Linked DNA regions of Homo sapiens: all the other regions are linked to region 7. Evidence: chromatin loops called from intact Hi-C (ENCODE). Cell type or tissue: PC-9. All regions are shown on one strand. Region 1 overlaps RAD51B (RAD51 paralog B). Region 2 overlaps RAD51B (RAD51 paralog B). Region 3 overlaps RAD51B (RAD51 paralog B). Region 4 overlaps RAD51B (RAD51 paralog B). Region 5 overlaps RAD51B (RAD51 paralog B). Region 6 overlaps RAD51B (RAD51 paralog B). Region 7 has its middle 24 kb from the start of ZFP36L1.

Region 1 (4,000 bases), 870 kb before region 7:
CTCTCATATAATTATAACAGAAATAAGTAATTGGAGGGGAAAGGTTAAAATCCTGTAGAGGTTTAAGAATCAGTTAAATATGAGGCAGTGTGCTTGGATGAGACAACTAACTAGGAGCTGCTTCTCTTTGCTGATTTCTCTGAACTTTCCTTTTGAGATTTTTTCCTCTTTACTTTCGTAATGCATTTTGCAACTTTCATTAAAAAAATCCATCAATGTTTAAACTTCTAACAAATAAACATATCCTAGTCCTATTATGGAAATCACAATGTAGCAGAGAATAGCTTGACTTCAGCTAGAGAGAGGTTAATGATAGGAACCCTAAGGATTGATACCAAGATCATGCTTGTTTAGTGTTTTAATGACTCCAGAAGGAAATGGTGAAATCTGCTGATGACACCAAATTGTTTTTGCTGATCCAAACAAGGATTTCTGGGAAGCTTCTTCAGAGTATTTGGAATAGTAGAAGAATTGAGAAATATGGTGGCAGACACACTGAACTTAAAGTGAAGGTTTACGTGAAGTAGCAGGAGTAACGTCAATACGTTGAAGTTACAAAGCCTGCCAAATCTTCCAAAAGGAAGATTACGGAGTCTATAGTTTCATGAAAGGAAGACTTAAGACAAAGAACATTTATACATATAGCAAATGAAAACTATTATGGGAATAGTTGCAATTATAAAGTTCAGTGACTTAAAAATATGATGTCTGAATTTCTTTTTAAATGTCAGCAGTAGTATATCTAAATAGGTGTTGTTTCTCTCGAAATGGTCATAGAAGATTATATACCCATTTTATGCATGCTCCTTTCTTGGTACGTTCTTTTGTCAGTTTTCTGTGGTGGCAGGTCTTTATTTTGCAGGCTGTTTTGAATTTTGAAACAGTCAACTGTCACTTAAAGCCAAGTGTGATAAATAAGATGGGTGGTCAAACTAAGTAATAGATTTAAATATATTAAATATATTAAATGAAATATAAAGTAGTAAAACTTATTTTCTTTTATTGCTTTCAAAAGTGATTCTAAAGGACATTACCAATGAGAAATTGCAAAAATGTTTGTGTACTAATAGTGTTAGATTAAGTTCTTGGTTGATAGATTTCACAAACATCACTTATTTAGATATGTAAGTTACAGGGCTTGTACTAATACACATTTTATTATATTGGAGACAAACCATGTTTATAAGTGACCTTTTTAAAATGTTTTCTTTATGCTCCCTAAATATACACTTAGGGAGGAAGAAGGAGGTTTTGAATTAACTGGAGATTTCCCTAATGTGTTGAATTTTTCTGACTAAAGCCTACATTTTTGTAAAGAAAAAGACCCTGTGGGATAAAAAATACGATAGGCACTATCACAGGAGCTGTGGGCTGGCCATCTATATCCATCCATCTATCTATTATTCCACCCATCCCTCCATCCATCCATCCATTTATTTAATTAAGTTATTTTTAACGGTTGGCTCTGGAGTTGACATTCATTTATTTTAAAAGAACAGTGAATCATAGCTCTTTTCCTCAAGATGCTTGCTTTTATTTGCATGGTGGCATATTGATTAAGTACTCAGAACACTATTTGACATATGGTAAGCCCTCAATAAAAGTTTGTTATTATTATGACTGTACTTCTCCCCTCTAATGTATAGAGGTAAACATTTTGGTTCCTATTGTGACACGTGGGTTATAATGAGTTAGGGCCTACTTAAGAAGAAAGTGGAAAGAAAGCGGGTAAAATTGTTGCTCAGATACTAGCATGTGGGTGGAGATATAGATATAGATATAGGTATAGATATAGATAGTGTAGGTATTTACATCTAAGTATATTGTATAAAGTGACGGATTCTGAATTTGCTACATTTCTCATTTCTTCAGCACTCTGGGATAAAACCAGCAAAAATGATGTGATCTGAACAGACACAGTAGATGGCGCTGTAGGACTTAGTTTTTAAAGAAAACAGTACAGCCAGGGGGAGTGGGGGCATGGAGTGGGAAGAAAACTAAAGCACATTTTAATGGGCTCTTTTGTACCACCAAGACAATTTCATCTTAGAGTACGTGCCTCTAAGAAGTAAAGATTTTTTTTTTTTTTTTTTTTTGACAGAGCTGGAGAATAATTTTAGGAAAACTAAATCTCCCTGTTGCTATGTTTGTGCCAGCTTTGTCACTTGGAAAGTATTAGTTGTTTTAAGCCACAAATATATAAGGAAGTTATTTTCTTTCAAAACATTGCCTTATTTATGAGGGTTTTGTTTGTTTGTTTTAGCTGTCTTTGTCTCTGTATTTTAATATTTTTGCTCCTAGCTTTTTTGGCCCTTTGTTGTTTCATAAAAACGTGGTTGTAAAGTTAATTTGAACCATATCAATATGACTATAATGTCATATTTTAAAATTCAGCTATATTTTAATAGGCCTTAAAAATACAGGTTTACATTAAAGAGTAACATAGTGTTTTTGATACTACCGTAGTGTGTTTATGTACTTGATCTTATTTAATCTTAGTACTAATTGTATGAATTTTATTATTCACTTTTCTAGGTAAATAAACTATATCAGAGATACTTAGTAACTTGCCAAGCTCACATACCTAGTGGTTGAACTAGTAGTTGCTGCAAGAGTTTCGCCAGCATATTAAAGTTGTATTTTTTGAGCACTTACTGTGTGCCAGGCAAGCTAACCACTGGAAATACTATAGTGTCCAAAGCTGACCTGGACCCTGCCCTTATGGACCTTACAGTTATTAGATACCCCACAGACATTTTTTGAAATCTGCTGGATTGAGAGTGGGTCATGAAGATGAATTTGAATCATTGTGATTGTTGGATAAGCCAGAGAGCCCTTTCACCAAAAAGAAAGTAAGAATCATACCTACCTTGAATATATTACTGTATTAAAATATTTGTTTTAGTTGTACTCCCTGTAGCCAAGGGAAAGGCAAGACCTCCTTTGGCTACAATGAGTAACTAAACTGTCTTCTAGATAAGAATCAGGAAGAGTAAGGAAAATCTGGCTATACTATAATGTCAAAATTTTCCACTGATTAAATGGTATTAAAATATCTAAAGCAAGAAGGTGTTAGTTAGCAGTGGAAGTCTGAGAGATTAATGTGGTTTGTGTACAGCCTAAGACCATGTTAACTTCTAATTGGCTTCTCTAGTGCCATTTGGTGAGATCTTTTAGAGTACAGCCAGCTTAGTGATACCCCAAATTGCCAAGTACCCCTTTCATCTTGGGACATTAATTGTCAAAAATCTTTGAATTGATTTTTCTTCAGAAAGCTTCACTTTATTATTTTCACACAATACCAAGTTCTCATGATATTTATGGGTATGTGATTGGTGAGAAAACAGACCAAGAGTTGTTTTTTGTTTGTTTGTTTTTTGTGACGAAGTGTTGCTTTGTCGCCCAGACTGGAGTGCAGTGGCGCAATCTCTCCTCCCGGGTTCAAGCGATTCTCGTGCCTCAGCCTCCCGAGTAGCTGGGATTACAGGCACACGCCACCACGCCCAGCTAATTTTTGTATTTTTAGTAGAGATGGGGTTTCGTCATGTTGGCCAGGCTGGTTTCGAACTCCTGACCTCAGTTGATCCACCCGCCTCAGCCTCCCAAAGTGCTGGGATTACAGGCATGAGCTACCATGCCCAGCCCAGACCAAGAGTTTTAAATTGAGGTCCATGATTGGGTTTCAGTAAGTGTATGGAATGTCTAAAATTATATAAAATTTTATGTGTATGTACTTAGAATTATTCTGGGAAGAAAGTCCATAGTCTGCACAAATTTCTCAGTGAGTTTCATAACCCTTAAAAGGTTAAAAGTGGTTGTAACTAGACTTTATCAAAAGGGGTGTTCAAAAGTCACTCCAGTTCAGGATTGTGGAAAGATAACTGTCTTCTCAAATAGGCATCTTAGAGGAAGGGCTGTTTGGGTTCCTTTTAAGAACTGTAATCTTGAGATGTGGAGTGAATTTGGGATTTGAAAATCCCAAAATAGAGTTTTGGAACTC
Region 2 (4,000 bases), 680 kb before region 7:
TTACAGACCCAAGAAGCCAGGACAAGCTTGAAAATCTGCAGAGCTGCAGGCAGATTCCCATTTAGTATTTTTTTTTTCCAGGGCTCAGGTTGTTATTCCCAGAGTTTTCCACTCCTAATGATGTTGTTACTTCATGTGGTAATGGGTGGGTGGTGAAAGATGAAGTCTGCATTAAATAAAAGACATTTGGCAGTTAAAATTTCTGGGTAAGTATAGGTTGGTAGCATAACAAAATCAGAAGTACATTTTACCGTTTTGTTACATTGCTTTTGTGTGTAGTTTCACATAATAAAACAACATCTTTTAACAGCAAAGGCTCCTAGCAAAATGAGTGTGGCTTAAAATAGGGCAATTACCAAAGAACTTTACTGAGGGGATTAGTAACTCATTAAATCTTTTCTCTTCAAGGAGAAAAGAAACTTAAAAAAAAATTCTCTTTTCTTGGGTTTTAAGCATTTTGGATAAAAACTTTTCTGTCTTTCTCTGTATCTGTCTCTCTCTCTGCTCCCTAATTTATGTATTTATTTATGAAAATGATTTGTGGAATTTAGTCAGGGATAACTTTGTTAATTCTGCACACCAGGAAGTCTATTGAAAGACTTATTTCCTAATTGGCCCAATCTTTTGCTAACAAGGTATAATTGTAAAATTATCTTTTTAAAAAATAGTCAAGGAAATTAAGGCTCAAAACTCAATGTGAGCTTACACTGAACAGACTTTTATAGCTTAACTCAGTAGTTGAACCTAAGAGCTGTGCTTTTCTATCTTCATTCAATCTATGATTGAATGAGAATGGTTCTTTTAGTATTTTTTCATGTTTAATTCCTTTTTGATGAAGTCAAAGAGAAATTGGGAAAAGTAGCCATCTTTATTAGTGTGTTATCTGTGGATGCCATATACTATGGAAGAACCTGCCTCTACCACTTTTAAAAAAATGTTTCTGCAAGATAAAGATGATTTTTTTTTGTAATTATAGCAGCTTTTATTTTTAAAAATCACTTGAAACCGCATGAATTTATCCTTATTTCCTAACATATATACCAGTAATTAAAGGACTTTCCTCTAGAACTATAACATACTATAAGACAGGGCACTTTTCAACACTTCAGAGATCCTCCTTCAAAGATCTCTGTGCAATTCAAAACATTTATTACTAAAATTTCAAAACATCTCTGGAGATATTCTAAATGGTTTTTTTTTTTTGGCTTGTATAGATGAGAAAGTTGAGGTACAGAAAGATTGAACCTTGTACTTTGTGTCAGTCATAGAAGCAGATACTGCATACATAAATCATTCTTTTATCAAAACTCTTAAGAGGACAGTTCTTTGTGTCTTTGTATAAAATTGTTCTTGTTTTCCTTTGACAGCTTCAGGCTTTGCCTTATTAACAGCAGTGCTTATTTTTCAAAACCCTTTGATTGAGACAAAAAAAAAAGCAGGTTCATCTAGCCTAGGCAGAACTGGAAGAAGCCCTGAAAGGGATAAATTACCTAAGGGGTGGCAGTGTGGGGCATGGGAGCACTCCCACTGCCTCACTCTTAGCAGAGTACTTGATTCTTCTCAATCCCATCCCACAATTTCTCCCACCTGAACCAATATTTGCCAGTTTTCTACTCGAGGGTTGCCATGACTCCTGATGAGTTAATATTGGTAAAACACTTTAAGCCTTTGGAAAAAGGTCTCATAAAAGTGTACAATTGGCACTGGCCCTGATAGTAGTCACAGGCTTTTTGAGTGGGCACTAGGCACCCTCAGATAAGGTTAACCAGATCCCTGTTTTTGGCGAGGACAGGCTCTAGAATGAGGTCTGCTGCTGCCATCTTGAGAGAACACATCTGGTTTGAAACGTTGAAAGCCAGGTGACCCTTGAAGCAGCCACACAGTAATGTCTCCTCACTGCTTCTGCTTCCTGCTAATTTGGGGAGCAGCAGGTGCCTCCCTGAGAAACCCTGCCAGAGGGTTGGCATGCCATGCTGATCGTCTCATTAAGCCCTAAACTTTTTCTACAGAAGAAAACTCTCAAAAGGCGATTCCAGAATATGACAGAGAGAGGTCATGACAGATAATCAGATCAGTTTATAAAAAGTTAAGGATGAGTCATGTCACTCCTAAAGGAGTTGGCATCAATTTATTACACAAGACCAAACACTGAAGGAAGAAAAGCCTTTAGTCTCATTAAGGAGCCCAGACAAAAATCCCACTTAATCCATCTTGCTTTTCCTTTTCCTGCAACTCAGCTGGTGTGCAGGTGTAGGGCAGCTTGGCAGAAGATTTGAACGTTTGGAAAAGGGAGTCATTACTGAAAGTCACTGACACACACTTCCCTTGGAATGCTGCTGATGTCATGGAAAACCAGGACCTTAGCAATAACCCCTAACAACCACAGCTACAGTAAACAGTAAATGTTACCTCCACCAAGGCATTGGTTTTTAAAGAGTTTTAACAGGCCAGGGCTTGCCAGCCACAACTCATAAAAATGTTCTTATAATTTTACCCTACTCTCTAAAAGTGCTGGATAACTGCTGAGGTTTCTCTGCCACTTGGGATGCAAAGCCAAATTCACGTCACTTTCAAGGTTCACTAATCAGAATTTACAGCATTTCTTTTGCAGTCCTCTTCATACCCCCTGCCATGCTCACAGAGTTAGGTCTGGTAGATTTCATACTTTTTCAAAGAAGTCTCTTGTCTTACTGAGTTGTCTCAATTTCTGGTGATGGTGTGAATTAATGTGCCAGGTTTTGACTAGTGTTTTATTAGTCTAGAGGTTAGGCAAATCTGGTTAATTGATAGCACTCAATCTATAGGTTATATTCCAATCAATTTGAAACAACCGGGCAAAGTGGCATTCTATAGTTCAAACTCTGAACTGGGTATTGTCAAGGTGACCATATAATTTATCATCAAAACTAGGATATTTTTGAAAGTAAAGGGGCTCTATTAATAATTACTCTGAGATAACAGCAATAAACCGGGACTGTCGAAGCAAGTTGAGCATAGGGTCACCCTTGTTACTGTGCCAAGAGTCACCATCTAGCTGTCATTTATTAAGTCAGACATTGAAGAAACTTGCAGGAATGCAGAACAGTGCCACTCTTCTCATGAACATTTTTTGTTTTAGAAAATCTAGTCATTCTCATAAAAATGTTATTTATGATAAGATGTTATGAGTTTATTAGTGTTAGTTTTAAATGAATTAAATAAATGCTTTAAAATTCATCTATTTTAATTTCTAATATGGTAAATATAATCCTCCCAAGTAAAAGCTCTATAGGTCTTCAATAATTTTTATATTCTTAAAGGGAACCCAAGACTAAAAGTTTTGAGAATTGCTGCTTTTTCTCTGCATGGGAAAGAATATACTACTAAAGCAAAATGATAAATTCCCTGGCAAGAGAGACCAGCTTAATCATGATTGCATCTGCTACAGCACTAGCAAAATGTCCTGCATATAGTTAGTATTCTGTAATACATAAATATGAGTAGACAAATCTCGTGTGACAACGCTGAAAAGTTGCTGTGTTTTCTGACGTTTGGGTATTACATTAACATTATTATTTGGTTTAAGTCTTTGTTTTTTGATATTCAGTATGTTTGGTACTCTTTGTTAATCTTATTTCGACACAACAATGATGATGTCATTTTTCCTTCGAAAGTTTTATGGGATAGATCAAATTTCCTATGAAATGAGTATGTTAGATAAGAAAACATAAAGCATAATAAAAGTAGGACTCCTTTCTTTTAACCTGCCTAACTCATGTTTATCCTTTATCTCAGGTGTCATCTTCTTCATTTGGCCTTCCTAGACCTTCCCAGGCTGGTCTGCAGCCCCTCCCATGTGCTTTCAAAGTACCTTTTATCACAAGACTTATGACTCAGGGTCATTCCATTCATATGTTGGTTTCCCCAGTTAATTTTGAGTGCTTTTATGTCAGAAGCATCCTTTAATTTCCTTATTCCCAGAATTAAATGATGCTTGGTAAAGCTATTAAAGACTATCTGT
Region 3 (4,000 bases), 570 kb before region 7:
AATGTTGACATTTCTAAGGAGAGAGGAAATCTGGATAAATAGAGTTCTTTTCTTGGCATTGTTAAAAATATTACTAAAAAGAGCAAAGGGTGTTTTCAGAGCTAAGTGGAAGTAAAGTCTTTCTTTGCAATTTTGAAAGGCCAGGTAGGTGGCTGGGTACGCACTTTCTTGTAGCCTGTTTGTTTTAGCCCGCAGTGGTTTCTGAGCAGCTCTAAGTTCTGATAAAGGACACAAACACACCCATGCTACAGTGGCCATCTCACTTAATGCTGTCTTTTCTATCCTGTGACTGAAGAGCAGGGGCTCTTGTTCATGCCCAGTAAGAAGTAAACCCTGAACTAAACATCACACACTGAGAATCTCTTCATAATCTAGGCACAGATAATCTTTAACACTAAACTACTGTGAAATTCTACCAGCATTAAGTACTGTATATTGCCCTGTGCTTGGATAGGCTGGCTAACTCGTAGGAAGAGAGCACTGTATGGTATCCTTTTGCTTTATTCACCAGCATTTTGGGGGAACATTTCTTTTACATTTTAAATAAAACTTCAGCTTGAAAAAAAAAATGTATGTAACTTGTAGGACATTTCTGAAAATTACATTATAGCTAGTCTATCACGGATTTTGAATTGTCTTTAAATTTTGCTATCAAAAGCAGAACAACAACTTGTCATCATAGAACTGGAAGGCATGGTTATTTTGTTTACCTCTTACTTTTTGCCCATTTGGAAACTGAAATTGCTTAAAGTTACATAGCTAGTTAGTGCAGGAACGGAAATGAAAAACTATTTCCTGATGCCTGGTTTATCACAATGGAAGGCTCTGCCCACAAGAAGGAAAGTTCAGTTCAGATTCCCTGTAATTTTAAGAACTTTCATGAATATACTAATTTTAGTAGAAACAACTAACCAAGATGGCTTATCATTCTCAACGGAACATAATTTTAAGGAGAAACACTTGGAATAATCTAATTTTAAACTGTAATGCTAATTCTTTATTAGTCTATTTGGGGGATTTTTTATATGTTGCATGACATACTTGCACATTTTCCTATTTAATACTTCTTTTAATCCTGAAAGCACTTATTTAAGAATGATCACTAGCACTCCAGGACAAGTTAAATACAGAAAGCCATATACATATAAATGGCAGACATAACTGCAAAAAGAGAACAATATAGTGAGGGAAATGGTCTTCAGGGTGCTGCAAAGCGCTTTATAGTTACAAAATGCCTTCATGTACATTTCTAATTGATCCTCAGGACAGTGTTGTAAAAGGAGGAAGAATGTGTGTGTAAGTGTACAGCTGTTTTCCAGAACACCAAATCGAAGCTCAGAGATATTGCACAACTCACCAGCACAGCGAGGAAGCTACTGAATTGGGACTCACACTCAGACCTTCACCCCAAGCCCATAGCTCATTTTATTACTTCATAATGCGTTAGTTGCAGAAGTAATAATACTTTAAAAAGCAATCCACATTTTTTCTGTTTACTCTTTCCTCTCTTCTTCAGGACAGAAACTGTACTTTCCTTGTCCAGTTCCAGTTTGTATTATTGTATTCATGGTATTTACCTTACCTGGAGGGAATAGGCCTTTTAAATATCATTAAAATTGGGTTTTTGAGGTTATGTTCTTTTCTCCTTCACATCCTAAACTTCAGACCTCATGCTCTTTGGCCTTCCATTCAATTCAAATGAGAAGGGCTGTTGTAATTGTTGGCAATGCCTCCCCAGGCTGCCACTGTATGTGAAGGATCTTCATGTTTGGAAAGAAAAAAAAAATGCAGTTTAGTGAAGTTCATGATTCTACTTTTACTCTTCTAACATAGCCTTTTTTTTTTAATTTATTTGTTTGTTTTTACATGTAACACTAGGTGGCAGAATAACTACACCACAAAGCACCACATCCTTTGTTTCTCACTACTCTGGGGAGTGGGTATCTGAATAGTGAGGCATAAAACCATCTGTGGCTACATGAGATTGGACCAACCAACAAGGCCAATATTTTCTTGACAGGGAACTGGCTGCAGTGATTCTAAAACGTATGCTTCCAAGATACTGTCTTTAAGATTTCCATCTTTCTTTTTTCCCCAGCTCCCCTGGATTTTAATTTCTCTGCCCCATTGCACTCTGCTAGCAGAGGGCGGACACAGCCTGCAGGCAGCTGCTTTGAAATGGCAGATTGGGATGGATGTGCCCATTGGTGCTGGCACCCTCGCCTTTGTGTGGCAGTGGGTCATGAAGGGTCTGGGGGTAAGGCACCTGAGTCCTTGCCCGAATGGCACCAGGCCCTCTGGCAGAGGGGCAGCAGTGGCTGGGCTGAGTCAGTTGGAAGATGCTGCCCTCACTAACTCAGGTTTACAGAACAGGTGTTTTTAAAGAGCAGTCTGATCCTGGTTCAGCTCTGTCACCGGTTTGGAAATACTGCCGTGCAGTCGGTGGGTCATTGCCTCTCAGTTTCTTCCTAGCAATTTGCTGGTGTCTGCTACCCTGGATGCCTCACATGCCACAGGACACACTAAGCTAAATAAAGCAGAGCAAGTTCTGTCTTTCATGTTGTGAAGAGTATGAACTTGGGCTGCGGAAATACTTCTTTGGATTTTTGCTGAAAAAGAAAAGAATAGCATTAAAACAAAACAATACTTACCAACTAGTAATAATACTCTAAGTATACCCTACATTAAGAAACTCCTGTAAAACCAAGTCTGAATGTATAAAATCGATCAAACAAAAAGGTTGTATTTTAATTACAAAAGCGTTCTTTGTAACTGGAACCACAATCGGATTTCATTAAATAGTGAGCTTCTGATGTGAATTGTAAATGTTTTAATCTACAAAAAAAAGTACTTAAATCTTGACTTTTCAGGAACCCACTTGTTATATAAAACAAAAACCAACTGGACTATAGTTTTACACACATACTTACATCACACCCTCACCACTTTCCGACTGGGAATCCTAGAGTATTTTTTAGTGTTTAGCTGGAGGTCCAGGTAGTGTCCTAATTTTGCACACACAGCCCTGGTGACATGAAAGGGCATTGTTGAAATGACCAAGTGAGTCATGGTAATCAGGGCAATCCTGTAGGTTAGAGATATGGGGGTCTTGTTTATTTGTTTGCCTGCTAGAGCTGCAATTCTTTCATAAACTACATGACTTTTGAAAATACCTCAAACAACATATATAAATCAGACCAAGGATATTAATCTCAGGCCACCGCCATAGTGAGGCTTTGAAGCCAGGGGAAGGTGGTGAGACCTTCTTGTTTGTTAAGGAAGAAATGTCATAAAAATTCCAAAGCAGGACTCAAATTTCCAGGGGAGAGGGCCTCTTTATTGTTTCCTCTAATAGCTGCTTTGGCGCTTTAGTGAATAAATGTGTTGCACAAAGTAACCCTAGATGCATCTGAACTTTAGTCTGGCTTGGCTCCCACTTTTGTATTTAGCATCCATTCTGAATTATTTATTTAAGATATTTTTGCTGTTGTTTGTCACTCCTTCTTCCTGTCTCCCTACCAGTCCCCCTCATTCGTCCTGTCTTTATTTTTACACTTCTCTAATTAATTGATATCTTCTGCTCTTAGCACTGCAGCAAATGTGCCTGCATTTTTATGTGGATCTTCACTATGCAGGCTATGCTTTTAAGTTTCTGGAATAGAATGATGGTAAAAATGAGTCATGGCTTGTTTCTATATTTGTTTCTGAGTCAAGAAGCTTAATTTTCTTACTATAATGCCTGAGATATCAAGCTATACAGTTTACTTTTAAGGGAAACAATCACAATTTCATCAATTCCTTTAAGTAGATGTTTTCAAATATTATAGAATTCTTTGGATTTGTGTTTCCAAAATGAACAACACAATGGTAGTGCTATTATTGTTTTAAGGAGAAAAAGAAGCATATCCAAAATAGGTAAAATCTTCCCCTAAATCCCCTGGGAACAGGCCTATGGGTGTTGCCCTGGCCTGCTCACAGCCCCAGGACAACCGGCATTAAT
Region 4 (4,000 bases), 930 kb before region 7:
ATGCCCAGCTAATTTTTTAATTTTTAGTACAGATAAGGTTTTGGTATGTTGCCCTGGTTGGTCTTAAACTTCTGGGCTCAAGAGATCCTCCTGCCTTGGCCTCCTAAAGTGTTGGGATTATAGGCATGAGCCACCATGCCCAGCCCACTTGGCTTCTTGGAACTATTCTCTCTTCTTTTACACCTACCTTCTTGGTCACCTCCTCCTCTCAGTCCCTTTTGCTGGATCCTCCTCATCATTTTAACTTCTAGGCTTTGGGGAATCCCAGAACTCAGTCCTAGGACCTTTTCTCTTCTATATCTGTACTCAATCCCTAATATCATCTGGTCTTATGATCTTTAAAATCTTTTATAGGCTGTAACTCCTATTGATATCTGAATTCTGAGCTTTCCCATGAACTTCAGATTCATATTCATTTGCGTAATGACATGGAACTTGGATAGGTTTACATACATGGATTTCCTGATATGTCCAAAACTGCATTTTTGTTTCCCCCATGAAGGAAATAAAACATGCAAATAACACCAATAACCAAAACCTTTATGTGAATCTTGTCTTTTCTGCTTCAATAAAGTTGTGATTCCATTCTTCTAGACACTCACCCAATTAGTCAAGAAATTCTTTCTTTTTTTTTTTGAGACGGAGCCTCACTCTGTTGCCTAGGCTGAGTGCAGTGGCGTGATCTTGGCTCACTGCAACCTCCATCTCCCAGATTCAAGCGATTCTCTTGCTTCAGCCTCCCGAGTAGCTGGGATTACAGGCGCCCGTCACCACACCTGGCTAATTTTTGTATTTTTAGTAGAGACGGGGTTTTGCCATGTTGGCCAGGCTGGTCTTGAACTCCTGACCTCAGGTGATCCGCCTGCCTTGGCCTCCCAGGGTGCTGGGATTGCAGGCGTGAGCCACCGTGCCCGGCCAAGAAATTCTTTCAGCTCCTCTTTTGAACTATATCTTGAGTCTAGTTACTTCTCATCACTTGACCTGTTACTTCCCTGGGTGAGGTCACTACCAGCTCTTAACTGGTCACTACCAGCTCTTATCTGTGCTAGCTGATCTCCTTGCTTTCATTCTTGCCCAAGCCTCTTCTCCATTGGGCAGTTAGAGCAGTCCTTTTAAAAAAAGAAGTCAGATCATGTTGTTCCTGCTTCTAGGCTTCCTATTTTGCTAAATAAAAGCTAAAAAAAAAAAATACCACTTTAGCAAAAAAAAAAAAAACAAAAACCACAGACCTAAAGGTCTTATGTGATCTTGGCCTTGGCTAGCTCTTTGTTTTCTTTTATTCTCCCTCTTACTCTCTGTGTTCCAGATACTTTAGTCTCTTTGTTGTTTCTCAGACACACCAGGCATCTTTCCACATGTAAGCTTTTGCACTTGTTATAATTCTCTATTCTTGTGTGCTGTTTCACTGGGTATCCACATGGTTCATTTTCTTATCTCTTTTAAGCTTTTGCTCAAATGTCACCTTATTAATAAGGCTTTGTCAGTTCACCTGACATAAAATATAAAATAGCGCTAGCCCCACCTGTCACATTCTATTCTCTCATCCTGCTTCATTTTCCTCTACAGCCTTATTACCTCATATATAATATATATTTATTTGTTTGTCTTCCTCAGTAGAATTTAAACCCTATGAGGTAAGGGCTTTTCTTTTTCTTTTGGTAGTGGTGGTTGTTCATTGCCATATTCTCAGCACCCAGAACAGTGCCTGGCATATAGTAGGTCCTCAATAAATATTTGTTGAATGAATGGATCTTAGTGCTCATTTTGAAAAGAATGCTTTTTATAAACAGATATCCACTAGATGGCATTATTTTCAAACTTTATGTAATTAATGTCTGGGAGCAAATGATAGGTTATTTTCTGTTTTTTGCCCTAAACAAAAAAGATCTTTGCAATGAAGATTGTCACAAGAAGTTACTAGGATGAATGTGAGGCATGTCGAATATTGCATTTATATTTGGTTTTTGATTTATATATTTTTAGATGTTTATTATAAAATAAAAAACATTTAGAGAAACAAAATTACAGCATATTGGTGTGTAAATGATCCATTTAATACAGTTATTTAGCATGGTAACTGTGAACAAAGGTTGTTCATGTCTATCCATTGACCACCATTCCTTTTGTGAGGCCTTCAGCAATGGCAAAGCAGCAGTAAGTTCCAGAGCCTTTCATTACTGAAGCCACTAGTGGAAATCCAGAAAATTGTCAGCTGTTCAGTTCTTGTTGCTAATGAGCTAGGTACTCTCAATCTGGTTCCTAATCAACTGGGCATTCAAATTTTGAAAAATTTCCATGTTTCTAGAAGATGTTGCCAGACCTATCCTGTTAAAAACTGGTAGGTTCTAAGTGCCAGAGATTTTTAGCTGACTTCTCTGACCAGCACTAAACTCAGCAAATAGTTTCCCTAATCAAAAATTTACACTTTTCCCCCAAACCCTCAGGATTTGGCTGCTCTGCCTGTGCCAATGCCATCTCATTTCTTGATTTCCTCCCTTACCTCATTTCCTTCTTCCATTTCAATCCCTGTGCCTCTCTTAAGCTCTTTTCCTGGATGGTTATTTGATCCATTTTATTCTCACTCTTCACACCTCTTTTGGTACTATTCCTTATTCATGAAGTATTTTTTCCTCTTCCTGTTCAACTTAGCTATGTATATTTTTCTTTTCAAATTGTTCAAAAATACACTTAAAAACAGTTGTTGAAGTTCTCTCTTCTCTTTTCCTGTTTTGGGCTTTTCTCTTTTATTTCTGATCATAGCAAATGTAAGGACTTGTTTTGGTTATGTTTTTAAAGTTCCCAGCTTCTTCTCAGAACTCTAACTATTTAGAAATGAAAACACTGTTCTTTTGTACTTTTGAGTCTCTAAATGGAAAACAAAATATAGGATGCTTTTTGAGTTTACAGCCTCTCCTCCCAGTTCCCCTGGGATGGCTAAGTACTAGGGCTGATAAAATGTCATTTCATTTAAAATGAAATGTGATGGTTAAACTCAAAACATTTAAAATGAAATGAGATGGTTAAACTCAAAGACTTATATTTTTAACATTTTTAACCATAAATATGAGAAATTTCTAGTAATGCTTTCCATATCTTATAATATGAATGATGGCATTTTAACTTGTCACTCTCTTGTGTTTGGCCTACTGCATGTATTAAACTGGCTTTGAGGCCAGAATTCAGTGTTTAGAAAATCATGTTTTGTTTACTAAGAAAGTATTGGAACATTAATTTATTTGGGCCATAATTTAAAGGAATTATTGCATAGCATTAATTTGCATGAATTGTTTCAATTGAGAAAGTGTATTTTTCTGGAATGAGACATGAAGACTTACTGATATCTATTATAATACAATATACCATATTTGTTCAAATATACTTATTTCATTCAAGAAAATGAAAGCATTCTTATTTAGTAAACATATCTTATAGCTGCTACTCTAAATATCACTTACAAAAAACATATTTAATCCCAGAAAGATAAATCTCAAGAGACATTGTTGTTTGCTCAAGATTAGATGAGATCCAACAGCCCTTGCTGGTTGCATGCTCTGACTGCTAACCTCTGTTAGTGCTTACAAAAGAGAGCTTAATTCTAAATCTGTATATTAAGCCATTTTGCTTATACCTGCTCTATTGATAAGGCTTAGGAGTTTCTCAAGTAAAATTAATTAGAGATTCAGCAATGTGGCTTTAAGTAGAATTGACTGTTTTCGTTTGTGCTATTTTTTTCACCCACAGACTGGTTGAAATAGCAGAATCCCGTTTTCCCAGATATTTTAACACTGAAGAAAAGTTACTTTTGACAAGTAGTAAAGTTCATCTTTATCGGGAACTCACCTGTGATGAAGTTCTACAAAGGTATGCTGCTTTAGATTTTGATTTTTTAGTAATGCGTTGAAGGTTTATGTTTTATCTTTTATGTTTCAGCTTCTAAGTGAAAAAAGTCTTTATAGGTTAGAATTATGTGGAGTAACTTTTTCAGTGTTCTTCTTTGTTA
Region 5 (4,000 bases), 980 kb before region 7:
CTTATTAATTGTGTTGTAATTGCCTGGTTTCTAGTCCTAATTTCATAGTCCCTGGTTGACTTCATAAGACTGTGAGGGCAACGTCTCTCTCTTTCTGTTATGTCATATCCCCATAATCTAGCACAGTCCCTGGCACAGAGTAAATATTTGTTGAACAAATAAATAATAGAAGGGAAAAGGATGGATTAGGGTTAAAATTGCTAAAATTTAGAGAATTAAAGTTGGTTTATGTTTTTGAATATATATAGAGGTTGAAAAAAAACTTAATCATTTTCTTGTTTAGGCTTATGGGATAAAAGCACAAAGGTCTGCTGATTTCTCACCAGCATTCTTATCTACTACCCTTTCTGCTTTGGACGAAGCCCTGCATGGTGGTGTGGCTTGTGGATCCCTCACAGAGGTAAAGGAAAAATTTTTCGTACCTTCTTCCATTGACCTATAACCTTCAGAGCTAGGGAAAAAGTTTAGTTAAAAAACATAAATTATTTCTGGAACGGTAATCTGAATTAAATTATAAGTACTTCAAGGATATGGTTCTCCACTCAGTACTTAGTGTGGTTGTTCTGCAAACAGAGGTGTTAAAAACAAAATCCTTGCTGACTGATTAAAATCTACTTAGGTTGCTGTTTCATTGAGTTAACTTAGAAAGTGATAAATATTGCTGGGTGTGTTTATATATGTGTTATATATATAATGCATACATATATGTTATATATACATACATGCATACATACATTTATATGTACACACGTCACATATATGTAATATATACACATATGTCATATATGTAATATGTATGCACATAAATAACATTATATATTTTATATATATGATTATATCATGCCTGTAATCCCAGCACTTTGAGCAACAAGGCAAGACCCTGTCTTTACCAAAAAAAAAATAAAAAAAACCCAGAAACCATTTAGCCATATGTGGTGGTGCATGCTTATGGTCCTAGCTACTCAGGAGGCTGACCTTGAGCCAGGGAGGTCAAGGCTAGAGTGAGCCATGGTCACACCACTGCATTCCAGCCTGGGTGACAGAGCAAGACCCTGTCTCAAAAAAAAGAAAGTGGTAAATATTATGAAATAATATTATGAAACAATTGGGGGAATTAAAAAAGGATCACTCCTTATAAATTAGGAAGGACAATTTGAAATTTTATTAACATATGGAAAAATTATAGTATTAAACTAAAGTGAGCTGTTTTTACTTTCTGTTATAGATAAAATTTCTTTTAGGAAGTGATAGGTTATTGGATTAGTTAATACTGTTGGATAACAAATTATCCCAAAACTAAGTGGCTTAAAACAATAAACTTTGGTTATTTCTTAGTTTCTTTGTGAGTGGCTTAGCTCAGCATTGTTGGTGAGGGATGCAGTCATCTGAAGCTTGGTAGGGGCTGTAGGATCTGTTTCTGAGGGGCCCACTTACATGACTGGCAAATGGGTGCTGGTGGTTGGCAGGAGGCCACAGTGCCTCACCAGGTAGGCTCTCCACAGGCTTCTTGAGTCTTATGACATGATGGCTGACTTCCCCCAGGTGAGTGGTCTTGAAGAAGGCAAGATGGAAGTGGTGATATCTTTGGCAACCTAGCTTTGGAAGTTACACACCACTACTTCTGCCACTTTTCGTCATTAGAAGTGAGTCATTAAGTCAAGCCTACATTTAAGGAAAGGGAAATTAGCCTCTTTTTTTTTTTTTTTTGAGACAGAGTCTTGCTCTGTTGCCCAGGCTGAAGTGCAGTGGCACAATCTTGGCTTACTGCAACCTCTGCCTCCCAGGTTCAAGTGAGTAGCTGGGATTGCAGGCATGTATCACCATGCCTGGCTAATTTTTTGTATTTTTACTAGAGATGGGGTTTCACCATGTTGTCCAGGCTGGTCTCAAACTCCTGGCCTCAGGTGATCCACCCACCTGGGCCTCCCAAAGTGCTGGGATTACAGGTGTGAGCCACTACACCTGGCCAACCTTTTGGAGGAAGAAGTGTCAGGAATTTGAGGACATTTTAAAACCACTGCAGTTATTTTCCTTGAAAACTGCTTACAATGTGGTGACTTCATAGACAATGTTTATCAATACACTCCTGAGGACTTCTTGCTTGAAAGTTCTAGGGGCATAAATACTTTCAGGAAACTTCTAAACAAGAACAGATTATTTTCTTACATTCTGATAGTCATAATTTAACTGTGGATTTTTTTTCCTTGGAGATAGGGACCCTGTTTTAGATACTATATTTTATTTCCTGTCTTCCAAGAGAGATTTAAAGATTTATATGAGCAACACCTAGCAGATGCCTATTAAATAGTTGGTAAATAAATGCGTGAATTAGTTATTAATAAAAATGCACACACACACATACACACACACACACGCACACACACACACATCCTCTTCTTTTGGAATATACTGCCACCAGGTGGTGCCAGAATCACATGATTTTACATAAACTTTTTGGGCTGAAGTTCCACTTGCTTAAACAAGGTTTATTACAGTGTGATCCACAGTCATAAACTTACTTATTTAAATAGCAAAAACATTGAACTTAAGGAAGATTAACTGGGAAATTCTTTTTACTTTTTAAGTTTTAGAATAATTTTTAATACTTTTTCACTTAGCTTTTATTAATTATTTTTTAAAATCCAAACAGAAGTTACAAGCCTTTTAGGTGTTTTGTTGTTATCTAATTGGCTGACTTGGAATAGGAATATAAATACTTTGACTCCTTAGTAGGGGCAAATTCTCTCCTTTCTGTTCTAGCTACAGGTAGCTTCTTCAATCTTTTTTGTTTTTTGTTTTTCAACTGAGTACAGGGAGTATATCAAATTATCCTCAAACAGAGTTTTTTTTGCTTTTATTACAATTTTTAATTGATACAATAATTGTATATATTTATGGGGTACAGTGTGATATTCTGATATGTGTGTGCAATGTATAATGATCAAATCAGGTAATTGGCATATCCATCACTTCAAGCATTTATCATTTTTTGTGTGTGTTCGGAACATCCAAAAGCCCCTCTTCTAGCTATTTGAAAATATATAATAAATTGTTGTAAATTATAGTTTACCTAAGGTGCTATAGAAAACTAAGACTTATTCCTCCTGTCTTGCTATAATTTTGTAACTGCTAACCAACCTTTGGCTGTCTCCCTCTAACCATCTCAGCCTCTAATAACCACTATTCTACTCTCCACTTCTATGAGATCAATTTTTTTAGCTTCTACATGTGAGTGAGAACATGCAAGGTTTGTCTTTCTGTGTCTGACATTTTACTCAACATAATGACCTTGAGTTCCATCCATGTTGTTAGAGATGACAGAATCTCATTCTTTTTTATGGCTGAAATAGTACTCCATTGCATGTATGTACCACATATTTATCCATTTGTCTGCTGATGGACACTTAGGTTGATTCCATCTCTTGGGTACTGTGAATAGTGCTGCAATAAAAATGGGAGCGTAGATTGACATACTGATTTCATACTGTGTATCATACATGCGCATGCACATACACACATGTGGAGGTAAGAGAGAGCTAGCAAAACGATAAAGTAAATTGGGCAAAATGTTAACGGTGGGTGGATGTGGGAAAAGAATGCATATATATATTCTGTATTGTTTTTATTTATTTTTAATTTATTTTTATTTTAAATTAAAAAAAAAGATACATGGTCTAGCTGTGTCACCTAGGCTGGAGTGCAGTGGCACAACCATAGCTCACTGCAGCTTCAAACTCCTGGGCTGAAATGATCCTCCTTCCTCAGCCTCCCAAGTAGCTAGGACTACAGGTGTGCACCACCATGCCTGGCTAATTTTTTAAAATGTTTTGTAGAGATGAGGGCTTGCTATGTTGCCCAGACTGGTCTTGAACTCCTGACCTCAAGTGATCCTTTCTGCCCTGGCCTCCCAACGTGTTGGGATTACAGGTGTGAGCTACTGCGCCTGGCCTTCTGTTTTTATTAATACCATTTTCCTGTAAGTTTAAAATTATTTCTAGAT
Region 6 (4,000 bases), 350 kb before region 7:
CAAAATTGATGCCCCCACCTCCAATCCAGTACACTTCCTGTATTCTTTATCTGCTCTTTTCATCCATTGCACATATACTCATTGAACATAACATATTTTATTTATTTTGTACTTCTTATCTTTCTTTAGAATGTAAGCTCTATTAGAGGAGCAGTTTTTGTCAGTTCTGTTCCCTGCTAGATTTCATATTTGTTGTATGGGTGTAATTGAATACATCAGCAATCTTATTCAAGTCAGTAAGACCAAGCTAGAATTCTGTACATTCTACTAGAGGTTGCTGCCCCTCACCAGGTTACTACTGACCTTTTGGTCACTCACAAGTCCACTTAATGGTATTAGCACCCAGCTCAACTTATCTTCACTTTATCCAGAAGGCTATCAAGAGAGTTTGTCACATTTTTTGCTGAAATCAGATATTTTTTATTGGTGCTAGCCCTCTGATCTATCACTCTGGAAGTTCTTTTCCAAAGAAAGGAAATGGAATTCATCTGACATAACTTATCACTTCCTTTTTTCTGACTGCACACAGATCATCCTTTTGATGACTCATTATAAATCCTGCTCCAGAAGGACAGTGCATTAATCAGTGACCTGTCCGAACTCTTTGATTTCCGGCAGAGAGGTCCCTCCAGGTGTGAGATCCTTTTGGCTGGGGTTCAGGGCTTGCTCATAGACTGGCTATTAGAAGGTGGAGTTAGCACCACAGAGTTGGAAGGCTTAGGCTCAGATGCCATTCTTGTGTCTCATTGAAATATTACATTCTTTTTTTCTGGGTCTCAGTTTCTGCAGTGCATAAAATAAAAAGGGTAATATTTTTAAAAATATAGCATGATACTTTATTTATTGCTATTTACACCCTTTTGGTTTCATGTCTAGTTGCTACATACAGACAACAAAGATCTGAGATTTTTTTATATGTTTAGTTTATTTTTACTGCTATTTGATCTAAAGGATTTACGTTTATCTTATCCATTTCCTTTTTTACCACTCTTTCTGGCACAGCTATAGTTTAGGCCCTTATCATCTCATCACTGAATTATTGGAGTTGCTTCCTAACTGGCCCCACATCTCCCATCTCTTGCTTCTCCATCTTAGACTCTTCAATCAGGCTAATTGCCTAGAACCTGGCTACTCAAAATGTAGTCTATGAACCACAGCATCATCGTCTCTTGGGAGCCTGTTAGAAATGCAGACTCTCTCAGGCTCCACTCAAAACCTAAAGAATCAGAATATGTAGGTCAACAGGACCCATAGGTGATGCAAACCCACATTAAAATCGAGAACCACTGTTTTTTCTTCTACCATGCCATTCCCCTTCTAAGGGATATCCTTAAAATTCACATTGAACCGGGCCAGGCGTGGTGGCTCACACCTGTAATCCCAGCACTTTGGGAGGCCAGGGCAGGCGGATCACGAGGTCAGGAGATTGAGACCATCCTGGCTAACACAGTAAAACCCCGTCTCCACTAAAAATATAAAAAATTAGCTGGGTGTGGTGGTGGGTGCCTGTAGTCCCAGCTACTCAGGAGGCTGAGGCAGGAGAATGGTGTGAACCCAGGAGGTGGAGCTTGCAGTGAGCCGAGATTGCGCCACTGCACTCCAGCCTGGGTGACAGAGCTAGACTCTGTCTCAAAAAAAAAAAAAATAAATAAATAAATAAATAAATAAATAAATAAATAAATAAATTCACATTGAACCATCTCCGAACTGTCTCAGGCAGAAAGCAATCTACCTTAATTTTCAAATGAGATATTTTTGACATGAAAGTGTAAATTCCCACCTATACTTTCTTCTCATTGGTTCTGAGAATGATGAATTAGTGTATCTAAATAACTTTAGAACATTTGTAAAAATTACTGCAACTCAACTGGAGACTTTCTTCTGGTAGGAGCCAAGTATATTGTTATTTGGTGAGTGAGGGTTAAGGGAACCATATGTGATGGGTTAGTTGGAAATGTTCCTATTATTTATTGTGAACTTATTTTGTGTTTGACACAGTGACAGGTATTTTGTATACTTAATTTAATCCTCATAATAATGCCACTTAGGAAGGTGTTTTTATCACCATTTTACAGGTGGGGAAACTGAGACTTAACAAGTTTAGGTTGTCCAGAGTCACAGTTTTGGTTAGAATTCAGGCTGCACTGTAGCATCAAAGATGTCAAAATACAGTGGTTGAGCCAAGTGGCTCTGCCCTGAGAGGACTGGTGACCCCGAGTGGGAGACACTGATGCTCTCTGAAGCCACCCAGCTTCCCTCTCTCATGCTGCCTTGTCATCCCCAGAGTGTTGTCCACACCCATTTGCTTGGATCTGGTTCCTGCCTTGGGAAGAGCGAAAGAGAAAGTGGAGGGCACGCAGTTTTCTTATGAAAACATAATCCAGAATTTCTACCTATCATTTGTACTCACATTCTGCTAGTCAAAGCTTGGTCACATAGCCACACCTACTTGCAAAAGAAGCAGAGAAATGTGGAAACTTGGGGAGTTATTTACTAAAGGGAAGAAGGGGAATGGCTGCTAGAGGAAAATTGTAGGCTCTGCCATAGGCTCCTAGCCAATCAGTGGAAGAGCTAGATTCCAAGCCTATGACTAAAACCTGTGATCTTTTCATCACATTTTCCCACCACTTCTCATAGTTGACAGCAAATATTTGTTGAATTAAGATAGGCCAAGATATTATATATAAGCCTTTTGATCATTTGAAATTGTTTCTTCCTTCTCTCTTGCCTCCCTGATTACCTACACGGTTCAGTGTTCAAACTGTCTTTGTTTCTGATAATGTTTTAATGTGTAAAACAGGAAACTGATAATTAATCTTCTTCAGTAGAAATACTATAATAAAATAATCTACTAATTATTAGAGGTTCTGTAGAACCATATGAGATGTGATAATGGCTTAATGATACTGATTTTTTTAAATGATCAAATAACCATCTCCTTTAAAATAAGTGTTGTCTTAGGAAAATGCCATTGCTGAAAACATTTTTTGATATTTTGGCTGGTATATCAGTTAACTCTTGCTGCACGCACTAATGCTTCATGACTCCACTACCAAAATCTCAGAGGCACACAGTGATATTTAACTTGTGTATCTGTGGGTCTCTAGGGGTCAACTCTTTAGCCTGAGCCTTCCTGGCCAACTCTGTTTCAGGTATCTATTGCCCTTCTTCTGAGATAGCAGACTAGCATGGACATATTTTTCTCTGACAATGGCACAAACGTTAAGAGAACAACTAGAAATACTTGAGGCTTTTTGAGGCCTCGGCTGGGAACTGGCACAACCTATGTCATGCCACCTGGCAAGTCATATGCCCAAACCCACAATCAAGGGCCATGGGAAATGCTCTACACCTTAAGTAATAGAAAATGTAGTCACGTAGTAGAGGGTTTGGTGAAGGACCAGGGCCAACAAAGAAACCTTCAATTGCTTTGCCTTTCGCAAGTTATTTTGAATATTTGCAGTGATAGTAAATCTTTTAAAGGTAGCTTTGAATTTTTTTAGTAAAACAGCTAAGTTTATAAATAAAATTAGAGAATCAAGCTAGGTTTATTTTTGGGCAGAAAGGTAGCTATTTAAGCATGTGTTATAAAATAATGAGACTTATTTCTAGAAGAATTGATTCAAGAATATGGCATTTGATGACAGAATAGTTGGAATAAGCATACAGCCTTTTAAGGTGACCACTTTGAAAGGATAACACTCATTTAAACATTGGGTTATAAAATGGTTTTTTTTTTTTTAAATAAGCCTTGTGACTTACAGTCCTATGTTACCACTTTGTCTCAAAGTGGGAAGGGGAGTGAATAGAGGCCCATCCCTGATCCTTTGACTAACCCTAGAAAAATGTGCTTTATGTGCAGATTCTTATTGCCAAGTCCCCTCTGGCTCCCTTCACCTCATTTGTCTACACCATCAAGGAGGAAGGCCTGGTTCTTCAAGGTAAGATCCTTGGATTAAGCCATTTCTTTAAGCTTATGCTCAGTGCTGCCCATTGCTAG
Region 7 (4,000 bases):
ATCTGTGGGTGAGGCATGAACGGGGTTTTCTGGAGTCCTTCATGGGAGAACATTTGGCTTATTATTTTAAAAGGAAAAAGCAAGGATGTCTCCTTTAGCTCCCAGTCTTCTCCAAGGCTGTGAAGGCACTTTCTCTTTTGCCTCCTCTGAAATACCGACCTAGACCAGCGAGGAGTCTGAAATCACAGCCTCAAGCTCGGCCAAGGCCCCAGGAGCTTCCTTGGTTGGACCTTGGGGCTGGACCCGCAGCCTGCCATTCCATCTGACAGGCCCTGACCCTGAGGCCACGCAGAGGAAGCACCCAGCACGGGCTCAGTGGTTTGTCTTCTTGCTTGGGCTCAGACCCATGGCTTTTGTTCCTCTGACACCCTGACATTTCTACTAAAATAACAAAGCAATTAAACACACAAAAGGATTCCATGACAGCCTTAAAAAACACCATTACATGTTCCTTTACCCAAGGTTGAAAACATTTGGGAACTTGATTTCCAACATCAAAATCCAGATCAAAACCCATTCAACAATCCCATGATCCCCTTGCAACAACCCTTTCCTGGCCAGTATCACAGGGTGCCGACCCTCACAGGGTCTCACAATTCAACAATTCAGTGAGAGAGGATGCAGCAACAAAGACTGTAACGAAAAAACAAGAGAGTCTAGGGTCTCACATCAACAATTCAGTGAAAGAGGATGCAGCAACAAAGACTGTAAGGGAAAAACAGGAGAGTCTACAGCTGAAGCTACTGCTACTCAAGGTGGGCAGAGAACGGAAGAGACGGATTCTGTTGGAAACTAAGAGGGGAAATCCAGGAAGGCTTCCTGGTGGAGCTGATCTTTAAGCTGAACCTTGAAGGACTGGTAAGATGAACGGATGTTCTGGAACCTGAGAAACACCCAAGTACCAGAGAGACAGCATCCATGTGTGAACTACTCTAGACAGAGGCAACAGGCGTGGTGGGGCCTGGGGCTCCTCAGAATGGCACCTCAAGTCCCCATGGTGGTCAGGGACTGGAATGCATCGGCCGCCTGCAGCCAGCTCCGCGGGGCCAGTCCCTGACCTCTGGCTCGGAGATTGGTGTGCCCGGTGAAGGAGTTGCCCAAGCATCTTAGGCAACCAGATACTACGCCTGGCCTTGGACCCTGCCACTTGCCTGCCCCACAAAAACCTGCTGACCGCTGTGACCTACTTTAACGCCCTCTGACTTCCCGCTCTTTGAATATGGGGCAAAAAGAAGAAGGGCGACTGGCACCATCCAATTCACTTGAGGCTCGGAGGCTCAGGCCTGCCTTCCTGGCGGCTACTGGGGTGGCGTTTCCCAGCACCCCCGGGAAGCTACCAAGGTCCAGGGCTCTCCTGGGCTTCTGCGACGCCCACGCACTCCTGCGGCCGAGCTTCGCGGTCGGGCTCTCCCGTCGCCACCCCGGCGTCTGCTCAGCCGCGAGCGAGAACCAAGCCGGGCCGGGCGCGGGGCCCGGGCGAGGCCGCCAAGATGGCCGACGCGCTCGGCAGCGCGCGGATCACGCGGGAAGGCTGCCCTTGGCCTCCCGGGAAACAGCCAAGGTTCCGCCGCCCTCCTTGGCGCTCTGCCCCGGCCGGCCTGCCGGGATCTCCTCCCCGGCGCGGTCTGCGGCTCCCGGGGCCTCGCAAACCTTCCAGGCCCGAGGCCATCCAGACGTGCACACCAGGCCCGGCCCGCGAGGGGAGACACAGGGGCCGGGGCTGCGGCGGCTGAGCTCCCTGGGCGGCTCGGAACGCAAGGGGCCGGCGAGCCGACGCTGCTGCAGGAGGCTGCGGCGTGGGGCGAGGTTCTCGCTACGGCTTCGTTCCCGTCCTCCCGCGGCCGCTCTCCCCCGGAAGCCCTCGGAGGCAGCACGATGGACGTGGCCACACTGCCCTCCAGTGGCCAGCTCGCCGAACAACACGTCTGGGCCCCTTTTGGGGGTCTGGGTGACGTGTCCACCCTCTCTCTGCCCTTTGCTACATTTGAAGGTGGGGTTTGCTCATCCATGGTTCCTCTTACAGGTCACCAAAGCTGCCACAGTGCACACTCACCCAACAGCAGGGGATTTGCCGCCTTCGGTGGTTCTCAAACTTCAGTGTGCACAGGAATCCCCCCTTGGACAGTTCTTTCAAACCCGGATTGCTGGGTCCCCCAACCAAGTCAGAGAATTTGCATTTCTAACAAATCCTCAGGCGATGCTGAGCTGCTGGTCCGCTGGTCCTGGAGCCACACTTAGAGAACCACTGGCTCGGCTCACTCTTTCTCTCACGGGGTTTCTGTCATCTACTCATTTAATACAGAATATGTCCTGCTAGCCCCGGAGGACGAGTGGACGGAACAACTTTCTCACCCCTCGCGGAGCTTAGTCTAACGGAGGAGACAGACTTGTTTCAACAAATCACCTAGAAAGAAATATAAGATTCCATTTGAAAAGACTTTCAAATTCCTATGAAGGAAAAGAATCAGGTGCTCAGAGAACATATATAAATGGGGCACTCATTTAGATTTGGGATGGGAAGGTTCTTGAGGAAGACCTCTCTGAGGAAACCCTTAAGCTGAGGCCAGGAGGAGGGATGAGGTCCTGAGGGGAATGGGGAGGGGACTGGAACTGGCAGGAGGAGCAGGTAAGATGCAGACCCTGTCTGTAGAAGCAGAGACTGGTAGGGGGCCAGGCAGGGGGTCACAGCCTCCTAGGCCCATGCCTCTGGTACCCACAGAGCTGCCTCCTCAGAAGGGCAGCATCCAGGGGAGAAGAGGGCCTGCCTGCATGCTCAGATCTTAGCTACCCCCGTCAGTGCCAAGAAGAATGCTCCACCTTGAGGAACCCCAGCCAGGTGCCCACAGCCCACAAACTTCTCTTTGCCTGAGCAGATTTATGTAGGTACCTTCTGTAAGGCCTGAAGGGCAGTCACATCTGATGGAACCAGGTCTGCTGAGTAATGATGAACAGACATGATGTTACCATCTACCCATCAATGCCCTCAGTGTGCCATCTCCTCCCTCCTGCAGTCCAGGATCCAGCTGTTTCTCCAATGAGCATTTTTAAGCACCTACTATGTGCTCTGCACTAGGATCACTGCAATGCTCTGTGGGGCATGGCACAAAGAGGCCAGCCTGCCCTAGGAGGCGCCAAGCACCCTGGAGGGCAGGTAGGTGGAGTACACCCTCCCCGCCCCAGTCTCAGCTCCAGCCTGCTGTGTGCACCCCCACCCCACCCAAACATCCCTGGGGTCACTCATTGCAGGTGGGCCAGGCTGACAAATGGCAGCCAGGAATTCTAGTGTTCTAATGATTCTTACTTTGTATCAATGCCAGCTTGATGGCAGGGGCCAGGATGACCACCAACCACTGCCACTTTATCCCTTGTGCTGACAAGGAGGTATCATCCCATTAATCCTGTTACCTTGCTCAGTCCCTTCTGTCCCGTTTTCACATCTGAAAAATGTGGGGTGCGGATGAGTTGTGTTAGATGATCTCCAAGGGTTTCTGATCCATGCCTAGCCCACCAGTGCACTGTTGGAGAGATGGACGAGAACAGCCCTGCCCAATGACCCCATGACCCTAGCATTATGCAAAGCAAGGCCTTTGTCGTTAACAGACTCCAGGTTAGGGGAAGGGAGCGGGGAGCAGCTGAAAAACTATGTGCAGCTTTAGAATCAATCAAATCAATCCAACTCTATTCCTGACTCTGTGATAGCCAGTAAGTGGTTTAACTTCTCTGAGCCTGTTTCCTCATCTGAGAAATGGGAATAGCATGGTACCTACCTCACTGGGCTGTTCTGAAGATTACTGATAATAGCTACCACTTAGCAAGTGCTTGATCCGTGCCAGGCAGCACACTAGAGGCTTCCCATCCACTCCATGAGGTCATGTGCAGAAGTACTGGTCCCATGCCAGCAAGGAGTAGGGCTCCATCACAGTTGTTAACGCATGACACCCCTACTGCTCTGCACACATATATTTATGTAGTCCTACGGCCCTACTGCTCTGCACACATA

What was found. Peaks named below come from ENCODE experiments on the same cell type or tissue, not always from the same donor. Only the 100,000 strongest peaks of a DNase experiment are listed, where the experiment ranks them.
Region 1: a loop joins it to region 7, with 14 times the contacts of the local background. A loop is called at or near these places in 102 of 110 quality-filtered maps.
Region 2: a loop joins it to region 7, with 17 times the contacts of the local background. A loop is called at or near these places in 13 of 110 quality-filtered maps.
Region 3: a loop joins it to region 7, with 13 times the contacts of the local background. A loop is called at or near these places in 101 of 110 quality-filtered maps.
Region 4: a loop joins it to region 7, with 9 times the contacts of the local background. A loop is called at or near these places in 28 of 110 quality-filtered maps.
Region 5: it touches region 7 in a loop (9-fold over the local background); 54 of 110 quality-filtered maps call a loop at or near these places.
Region 6: it touches region 7 in a loop (4-fold over the local background); 3 of 110 quality-filtered maps call a loop at or near these places.

Annotation. Positions count from the first base shown.
Region 1 is chr14:67,942,127-67,946,126 of GRCh38, forward strand. All of the region lies in intron 7 of RAD51B (RAD51 paralog B), which reads left to right. Among named protein-coding and RNA genes, the nearest start is that of RAD51B, 120 kb to the left of the region's middle. In PC-9, CTCF peaks have their summits at 1,917 (motif pointing right) and 2,116; a DNase peak (open chromatin) is centred at 2,055; H3K27ac peaks cover 1,869 bases.
Region 2 is chr14:68,138,078-68,142,077 of GRCh38, forward strand. The region is part of intron 7 of RAD51B (RAD51 paralog B); the gene reads left to right. All of the region lies in intron 2 of LOC105370546 (a long non-coding RNA gene), which reads right to left. Among named protein-coding and RNA genes, the nearest start is that of RAD51B, 320 kb to the left of the region's middle. RefSeq lists an enhancer at 1-557. In PC-9, no CTCF peak of the experiment used is centred here; DNase peaks (open chromatin) are centred at 2,304 and 3,764; H3K27ac peaks cover 3,467 bases.
Region 3 is chr14:68,246,700-68,250,699 of GRCh38, forward strand. All of the region lies in intron 7 of RAD51B (RAD51 paralog B), which reads left to right. Among named protein-coding and RNA genes, the nearest start is that of RAD51B, 430 kb to the left of the region's middle. In PC-9, CTCF peaks have their summits at 1,918 (motif pointing right) and 2,121; DNase peaks (open chromatin) are centred at 1,922 and 3,322; H3K27ac peaks cover 2,983 bases.
Region 4 is chr14:67,882,128-67,886,127 of GRCh38, forward strand. It overlaps RAD51B (RAD51 paralog B), which reads left to right. Exons shown (of 11, transcript NM_133510.4): 6 at 3,742-3,861. Among named protein-coding and RNA genes, the nearest start is that of RAD51B, 64 kb to the left of the region's middle. In PC-9, a CTCF peak has its summit at 1,818 (motif pointing right); a DNase peak (open chromatin) is centred at 1,784.
Region 5 is chr14:67,834,797-67,838,796 of GRCh38, forward strand. It overlaps RAD51B (RAD51 paralog B), which reads left to right. Exons shown (of 11, transcript NM_133510.4): 4 at 284-400. Among named protein-coding and RNA genes, the nearest start is that of RAD51B, 17 kb to the left of the region's middle. In PC-9, a CTCF peak has its summit at 2,421 (motif pointing right); a DNase peak (open chromatin) is centred at 2,445.
Region 6 is chr14:68,464,310-68,468,309 of GRCh38, forward strand. RAD51B (RAD51 paralog B) reads left to right here. Exons shown (of 11, transcript NM_133510.4): 10 at 3,863-3,941. Among named protein-coding and RNA genes, the nearest start is that of RAD51B-AS1, 220 kb to the right of the region's middle. In PC-9, no CTCF peak of the experiment used is centred here; DNase peaks (open chromatin) are centred at 632 and 2,492; H3K4me3 peaks cover 543 bases; H3K27ac peaks cover 4,000 bases.
Region 7 is chr14:68,814,965-68,818,964 of GRCh38, forward strand. No RefSeq gene overlaps it. Among named protein-coding and RNA genes, the nearest start is that of ZFP36L1, 24 kb to the left of the region's middle. RefSeq lists enhancers at 59-178, 784-1,003, 1,084-1,313, 1,330-2,069, 1,944-1,993 and 1 more and a silencer at 1,454-1,843. In PC-9, CTCF peaks have their summits at 1,919 (motif pointing left) and 2,126; a DNase peak (open chromatin) is centred at 1,827; H3K4me3 peaks cover 925 bases; H3K27ac peaks cover 1,156 bases.